Regions from separate parts of the Homo sapiens genome. Here region 2 is linked to region 1. Evidence: read pairs that join two places in POLR2A ChIA-PET (ENCODE). Cell type or tissue: PC-9. All regions are shown on one strand. Links, peaks and the distances in the headings refer to the core of each region. The heading gives the core; the rest is flanking DNA.

Region 1 (4,400 bases), core at 126-4,125:
TAGTTTGTACCTTTTTAAGAATTTTTCTATTTGATCTAGGTTATCTAATTTGTTCACATATACTTGTTTGTAGTATTCCGTTATAATTCTTTTTTATTTCTATAAAGTCAATAATAATCCCCCCCACTCCCACTCCCAACTTTTCATTCCTGGTTTTAATATTTCTATCTTTGTTTCTTGGTCAGTCTAGCTAGGTTTATCAGTTTTACTGATCTTTTCAAAAAACCAACTTTTCATGTCATTGATTTTTCTTGATGGTTTTTCTTATTCCATAATTCATTTATTTCCATTCTAAACTTTATTATATCCTTCCTTCTGCTTGCTTTAGGTTTAGTTTGCTTTTATTTTTCTAATTTCTTAACATAGGACATTAAGTTATTGATTTGAGATCTTTATTCCTTTTAATATAGACATTTGCAGCTATGCATTTCCCTCTAAGCACTGCTTTAGCAGCATCCTGTAAGTTTTGGTATGTTGTTTGTAGAAAAGAGTTAACATAGCAGACCTGAATGGCTATCACTGGGAAGGATTGATTGCAGGGCTGGTCCTTGGCTGGCTTTTGGGAGCTTATCAGCATTCCCAGACCTTATAAGAGTTATATCTAAACTGTACAAACCATATGGTTTATACTAAACACATGCTTTCTTTTTAGGAAGATGGAATTTGGGTATTTGCCAGGTGGAATATGCCTACATGGCTAGCCCCCAGCAAAAACTCTGGGCTTTCAGTCTCTAATGAGATGTTGGCAACATTTCACAACATTTCATGTGTTGTTACATTAATAATTTGTTGCTGGGGAATTAAATACATCCTAGGGACTCCACTAGGAGAGGACCCGTGGAAGCTTGCAACTGGTCTCCCCCATCTCTACCCTGCATTTTTTCCCTTTGCTGTTTTTACTTTGTATCCTTTTGCTATAATAAATAATAGCTATGAGTATGACTGAGTCCTTTAAGTCTAACTAGTGATTTACTGAACTTCTGACACGTGGTTTTGTTTTCATTCATCTCAAAGTATTTTTAAATTTCTCTTGTGATATTTTTTCTTTGACTCCCCTTTTTTTAGGATTGTGTTCTTTAATCCACATACTGGTGAATTTCCAAATTTCCTTTTTTTACTGATTTCAAATTTCATTCCATTATAGTTGGCAAACATACTTTGTATAAACTTCAGTCTTTTTCATTTTATTGAGACTTGTTTTATGGCATACCATATGGTCTATCCTGGAGAAGGTTCCATGTGCACTTGGGAAGAATGCATATTCTGCTATTGTTGGAGTGTTCAATAGATGTCTGTTAGGTCTTCTTGGTTTTGTTGTTTCATTCTTTTATTCCTTGTTGATCTTTTGTCTAGTTGTTCTATCCATTTTTTAAAGTGAGATACTGAAGTAGGCATATTATTGTTGACTTGTTTATTATTCAACCATAATAGTTTATTATTATTCCTGTAATTCTATTAGTATTTACTTCATGTATTTTGGGGCTTTGCTGTTAGATGCATATATGATTATAATTATGTCTTCTTGATGGATTAACCCTTTTATCATGATAAAATATGCTTTTTCTCTAGTAACCATTTTATCCATTTTAACCATTTTATCCTTAAGTCTATTTTGTCTAATATTAGTATAGACACTTCAGCTCTCTTTTGGTCACTTTTTGCATAGTATATTTTACCCCGTTTTTACTTTCAGCCTATTTGAGTCTTGGAATCTAAAGTGATCTCCTGTAGACAGCATAATGTCAAGTCATGTTTTTAAATGTAAAGGCTCATTCTGCCTTTTAATTATAGTGTTTAACCATTTACATTTAATATAATTATTGATGAGGTAGGGTTTATATCTGGCATTTTGCTATTTGTTTTCTACATGCCATGCCTTTTTGTTTCTTTCTCCATTACTACCTTCTTTGTGCTTAATGGATATTTTCCTGTGTACTCAACTACCATTTTAATTCCTTTGTCATTTCTTTTGCTATATGTTTTTGACTTGTTAATAGCTTTTCTGGAAATTACAATTACCATCTTGACTTACACAATCTTATGGAGTAATACCAACTTAATTTCAACAGTATACAAATTCTTTGCTCCTATGTAGCATTGTATCTTCCCCCATCCTCTGTGCTTTTATTGTCATACACATTAAATCTTTATGCACTGTAAGTTCATCAGAACAGTTTATAATTATTGCTTTATGAAGTTGTCTTTTAATTGGAGAAAAAGAAGTTACAAATGAAATGAAAGTTACAAATGAAAAATATACTTACACTGTCTCTTATATACATAGTTACCTTTACCAACACTCTTTTTTTTAAAAACTGTGGATTTGAGTAACTTTCTAGTATCTTTTCATTTCAATCTGAAGCACTCCCTTTAGTATTTCCTGTTGGGCAGGTCCGCTAGGGACAAATTCTCAATTTTTATTTATCTTGGAATGTCTCAATTTTTCTTTCATTTTTGAAGGATGATTTTGTTAGTCATAGGGTTCTTGATTGAAGCCTTTTTCCTTCAGCACTTTCAATATGTCATCCCACTGCCTTTTGGCCTGCATGGTTTCTGATGAAAAGCTATCTTAATTTTATTGTGAATCTCTTGTGCATGATGGGTCACCTCTCTTGATGCTTTCAAGATTCTCTTTTTGTCTTTGTCTTTTGACAATTTGAGCATAATATGTCTCAGTGCGGATCTCTTTGAGTTGACTCTGTTTTGTTGGGCTCTTGGTTGTGTAGACTCATGTCTTTGTCACATTTGGGAACCTTTTGGCCATTATCTTCTCAAATACTTTTTCTACCCCTTTCTCTCTTTCCTTTCTCTCTGGAACTCCCATTATGCATATGTTGGTATACTTGATGGCATCCCATAGGTCTCTTGACCTTTGAACAAGACCTTTGATTATTTTCCTTTAATCTTATTTCTCTCTACTCTTCAGATTTAGTAATTTCTATTGATAAGCCTTTGGGTTTACTCCTTCTTTCCTCTGCCATCTCAAATCTGCTTTTGAGACCATCTAGTGGGTTTTGCATTACAGTTATTGTCATTTCAATTTTAGAATTATTCTTTGGTCCTCTTTAAAATGTTTTGTCTTTATTGATATTCCAAGTTGGTGAGGCATCATTCTCATACTTTTCATTAGTTCTTTGAATATATTTAAAATAGCTGATTTAAAATATTTTCTAATACATTTAACATCTGAGCTTTCTCAGGAACAGTTTCCATTGAATGTTTCAGTTCCTTGTATGAGTCATACTTTATTTCTTTAGATTTCTTACAATGTTTTATTGAGTAATGAACATTTTAAATAATATAACATGGCAACTCTAGAAATCAGATGATCCTCTGTCCCATCCTAGGTTCACAGTTGTTTGTTATTGTTGCTATTTGTGTATGGACTTTCCTGAACTAATTCTGTGTGTTTTGTTGTGTGTGGTTCCTGAAGTCTCTGCTTGGTTATTTTAGTGTTCAGCTCTTGACTGGACTCAGATTTCCTTAAATGCCTTGAACCAGTAAATCTCCAGCTCTTGCTGAAGGGCTCTCTATGTTGGGGCATGCCTTCAATACACTGACAGGCAATTGGCAACTCGGCCTTAGCCTTCACTTCCTCCTTGTGCAGAGCCTTAAGGTCAGCCAGAGGTGAGAGCTAGGGCCTTCTCAAGTCTTCCCTGAGCTTGCATACAGCCCTCACATGCACATGGCCTTCTAGATTTCTAGGAATATGTCAGAGCTTTTCATAGCCCTCTATGGACATCTCATTCCCCAGTTTCTGTTTTTATGTTTTTTGGTCAGCTTCTTATTTGCCCCAACTCAGGCAGCTTTGATGCTAAACAATCATCACTGATTTTTTTCCTTAAACACCCTGCAGGAAAAAGCTCTCTACAATGAATGAGGTCCTAAGTTAGGTCAAATAAAGACAAGCCGTGTGAATGGGGGTTTTCCCCATTATTAAAACACCAGAGAACTGCTGGACATATCAGATAATGACAAGTTTCTGGGAATAGGGCTTTGGGGATGCCACAAAGACATTCATTCTCCTATGGTGGCTGCTGGTTTTCATGGCTGCCGTAAGTGTGAGACTATTAGTTTTCAAGGTGTGTGTGGCTCTGGGAAGAGGGAGTGGAATAGGGCAAGTTAAAATTCCACAAAGTGGCTCGGTGTGGTGGCTTAGGCCTATAATCCCAGTACTTTGGGATGCCGAGGCAGGCGGATCACCTGAGGTCAGGAGTTTGAGACCAGCCTGGCCAACATGGTGAAACCCCATTTCTACTAAAAATACCAGAAATTAGCTGGGTGTAGTGGTGGGCGCCTGTAATCACAGCTACTCAGGAGGCTGAGACAGGAGAATTGCTTGAACCCAGGAGGCGGAGGTTGCAGTGAGCCGAGATCATGCCATTGCACTCCAGCCTGGG
Region 2 (4,400 bases), core at 93-4,092, 74 kb before region 1:
TTCCAAGTAGCTGGGATTACAGGTATGCCCTACCACACCTGGCTGGTTTTTTAAAAAAATTTTTGTGGAGATGAGTGTCTTGCTATATTGCCCAGGCTGGTCTTGAGCTCCTGGGCTCAAACGATTTTCCCACCTCAGCTTCCCAAAGTGCTGGCATTACAGGTGTTGTATAATACATTTCTTTTAAGAGGTGATTTTATCCCATTTTCACATTCTTTACTTGGGGAAGAAAACCACATGGCAAACATATTTTATAAACCCATTGTCTTCCAGACTTGTTTCTTGTCCTCTATGTTCTATAAGCTATTGTTCTTGAGTCTTGCCAGTGTATAAGGTGACAGGTTTTGTTTCCATGGTGCTATGTTGTAAGTTCAGTGTTTATGTTTTTCTGTGCATATCACATAAAGATCCTTTTTTAAAAAAAGTTTAGTGTTTCATTACTTGCATTTTTCTTTAGATGTGGCGCTGCAAAGTGAGTCAGTAACCTTTGTTGAGTTTCGAAAAAATAATGACCTGTTACAGTGTTTTGTTCTCGTTTGTTATTGTTTGGAAAAAGAGTCCAAAATAATTTTATTAAAGTCACATTACTCTGTAGATAGACATAGGCCATATTTTTGAGAATTCACATTAATAACAATTTTGTATATGCAATACTCTTTTTTTTTTTTTTTTGGGAGACAGGGTCTTACTCTGTCATCTGCAGTCTCAGCTCACTGCAACCTCTGCCTCTGGGGTTCAGTGGATTCTTGTGCTTCGCTTTCTCAAGTAGCTGGGATTACAGGCGTCCGCCACCACACCCGGCTAATGTTTTTGCAATTTTAGTAGAGATAGGGTTTCACCATGTTGGCCAGGCTGGTTTCAAACTCCTGGTCTCAAGTGATCCGCCTGCCTTGGCCTTCCAAAATGCTGAGATTATAGGCATGAGCCACCGCGCTCGACCTGTTCCTAATTTTTTTTTCAAATTTTGAAATGCAGATAATATTATGTACCCCATTAGCTTATGGGGTACGTAAAGGAAATTTGTATTTGATATTGGCTCTGGTTATTACTTTTGTCCTTCCATGGACAATCACTTAAAACCTTTAATGCATGAAGCTGTATTTTAGAAAGCTATTTTGGTACTAGTCTCAAAGGATAGATTGCTCTATCTTTCCCACCCTAATGAAACTAGGTCACTGGCATTTGGCACATCTCCATGATGTGAGATTTGATGTTCAGATGTGCTGTCTAGAAATGATAATGCATTGTCAGCAAGACCACTTTTCATTTCATCAACATAATTTCCACTGCCCTGGAATCAATTTATTCCTTGACCTGTTAATAATTACACTTGATCACTAGCATTTCAGTGGCAGAGAAAGCCTCTGGAAATGGCCATAGTCATCCTTTTGGGTGATAAGTTATGGGATTTCTGTTCGGCTTGGAGATTTGGCCTGTTGAAGTGGTTGACATTTTATGAAAACAAAGGAGCAAACTTTTACCTGATGCCGTGTTAAGATTCACTCTGTCAAGTGGTTGAGAACACTTATTTAATTATCTAACTGTACTTTTGCATTACCTTTTTTTATGGCCAACTTTAAACATGCCTAGGGAAGTTCCCGTTCTATTCCCAGCCAGAAGCAAGTGTTTGAAAAATGAGAAATCACCATAGAGCTCCTCTAAGATTAATTTTTCACAGGTCCAAGAATGCCTAATATTTAAAATGAGCTACTTTGAAATCAGTCATGTATCACATCAGTGTTTCAAAAAGAGATTGAGAAAATATGGGCTGTTACAAAACCACTAACCTCACCTGTTGCTCCGTGGTGATTTGGAGCCCTGGAGCAGGGCTGCCTGGATCTGAAACTTTGCTCTGTGGCCTTTTGGGAAAGTGACTTGCCTCTCTGTGTTTCTGTCCTAATCCTTAAGTGCAAGAGTGGTCATGCATATTTTATAGTGGCATTGGGAGGATGACAGGAATGAATACATGTAGAAGGCTTTGAAAGGGTTCTGGTAGATCACCACCCAGTGTGTGTTGTACTAGTCATCATTGTTACTGTAACTTAATGTGTTTTAGTGTTAATGGATGTCCTTTTTTCTCTTTTGCTATCCCAGCCCCTTCCTTGCCTAATTGTTACTCTCTTCTGTGTGGTTAGGAGCAACTAGTTCAGTTTAATTTCCCTTAGAGAGCAAGTTTCAGATATAGCATCATTTTGAACTACTAAGGAAGTTTAATTCTCCTAGGATTGGTCATATAGCCTTCTTTAGCAAAATTGAACAGGAACCTTAGGTGAAGCTTGGTTAGCCAGGTTTATGGATCTGGGGCCTTTTCTATGCTTTAATTTTATATATTTGACTGTTTAGTAGATGTTTATCTTCCTTATCTGAAGTTCACTTTCATCTTGTTGTTGTTAACCTACATAAAGATTTATTTAATGTGGATTAAGTCCTCTGTTATTTAGAAATATAAATTGAGTTGCCAATCTGATATTTACTTTCTCAATTTTTATACACTTGACTTTGCAGTTATACATTTTTTGCTAATTATTCATAAGGCTTACAACTACTACTAGTAATTCAACAGAAAATAAGTACTGTATTGTAAAATCCTAAAGGATTTGAGTTTTTAATTCAAGTATATTAAGAACACATCCTTAGGTATTGAAATAAGAACCTTATAACATCCTGTCATCTTCCAGTTTGCAGTTTCACCTCTTTGCTAGTGCTGATGAGGTCATTGATGTGTCATCATAACACTCTGAGTGCCAGTAGGGAAGGAACTGTTTCATTTGATTGACTACTGTATTAACAGTATCTAGCCCATTGCTCATTACATGATAGGTGCTTAGTAAATATTTGTTAAATGAAATAAAATGATTTTCTCTATATTTTGTATTTTCTAGGATTTTTAGGAGGCATACCCAGAAAATAGGCTTATATATTTTTTTTGGATTTGTTTCTGCTAATAATCAGTATGCTTTGCACGTTTGTATTCTGTTTCCATTTCTTTTGTTGCTGTAGTTTGCTTTTCAATAGGCACAGTTTCAGTACCTGTTTCCCTGCCCTACATAACACCTTGAGAGAGACCTTCTCTTGTGTGCCCGTTATTTTTAATCCTTAGACTCAAAAGAACAGATTGTCTTTCTTAAATTCAAATATACCTGGTCAGCCCTTTTCCACCTCTGAGAAGAGAGAAAAGAAAGTATATTAAGATTCTGGAATTATTTGTGTTTTATGGCTGTGCAGAATTAAAGTGGCAAAAATTGTTCGTCAAAGAGCTCAGATCCTTTTAAGATGCAAACCACTGAATTTGTTTGTCAGTGATTGCTCTGGAACTGGAGGTATCCCCCTGCCAATGCCTGGTTTGGGGGCCACTGTGTAATTATTTTTTACTGATTTGCCTCATGAATGTACACATATGCATGTTATTTTTGATGCCTTAAAAACATCTGTTATAAAGACAGAGGGTTTTAAATACTTCAATTTGGTACCTTTATTTTGAGCGACCTTAAATAAATGTAACATTTTCAATGCCAGTTGATATTGCAGAAATCTAAATTGCTGTTCAAATATGTGAAATTTATCATAGTTTTTCAACTATTTTCACTTACAGTGCTAATTAATAGCCACTGAACCTTAACACTTTCATACTAGTCAGTTATAGTGGAATCCTGTCATCACCAATAGCTCCTATAGCAGCTATTAGGAGATAACTGTGTTACAAGGAATACCTGGAAGAGTTTTCTCTTTGATGTTTATACTAAGTACTCAAGTGAAGGGTGTTGTACACCATGACTATAGTGAACCTTTTTGTGTGCATGTGTGTGTTTTTAACCTTGCCGGCATCTTAATCCCCCTTTCCAAATCTCTGGGTCCCTGCTGAGTTTCAGCAGCTTTGTCTCTGCCCAGGGCAGCAGGGTCCTTATCAGAAGTGGGCCTCTCGGGTGTGGCTTGGGGCTTCAGTCCTGCTTCATGGTGTCTTACTGGTTTTTGCCCTTTTTGAACATAATTCTTCAGCATTCCTGGTAGTTTCGGGGGCCACCCAAAAACCTTTCAGCAAATTCTTCTTCAGCTAAAGTTGGTATCCATTGCTAGCTGCCAAGAAACTTGACTGATACAGCTGTGTATTGTTCTGTTCTCCTAAATCCCAGTCAGTGATGTATATTGATGCTAAAGTACAAATGTTATGTAGTCAGTATTTTGCTCTCCTATTTCTTTAGAGTATGTTCTATGCCTACTAGGTCTTACTTGATTTTACAGTGAAGTTTTTTTTGGTTTGTAAGTTTGTGAAATATATTCAGCTATAATTATTTTATTGAGTACTGCTTATGCACCAGATACTTGTTAGTAATGGCTGGAAATACAGTAGTAAACAGAGACAAACCCCCAGCCTTCATAGAGCTTACATTCGAGGAGGCAGA

Evidence for each region. ChIA-PET counts read pairs that join two places held together with the same protein. Peaks named below come from ENCODE experiments on the same cell type or tissue, not always from the same donor. Only the 100,000 strongest peaks of a DNase experiment are listed, where the experiment ranks them.
Region 2: POLR2A ChIA-PET joins it to region 1 with 5 read pairs; 2 of 35 experiments call an interaction of 5 or more read pairs at or near these places.

The regions. Positions count from the first base shown.
Region 1 is chr9:91,199,147-91,203,546 of GRCh38, reverse strand. No RefSeq gene overlaps it. Among named protein-coding and RNA genes, the nearest start is that of LINC02937, 38 kb to the right of the region's middle. In PC-9, for the core only: no CTCF peak of the experiment used is centred there; no DNase peak of the experiment used is centred there; H3K27ac peaks cover 765 bases.
Region 2 is chr9:91,272,687-91,277,086 of GRCh38, reverse strand. The region is part of intron 6 of AUH (AU RNA binding methylglutaconyl-CoA hydratase); the gene reads left to right. Among named protein-coding and RNA genes, the nearest start is that of AUH, 87 kb to the left of the region's middle. In PC-9, for the core only: no CTCF peak of the experiment used is centred there; no DNase peak of the experiment used is centred there; H3K27ac peaks cover 1,160 bases.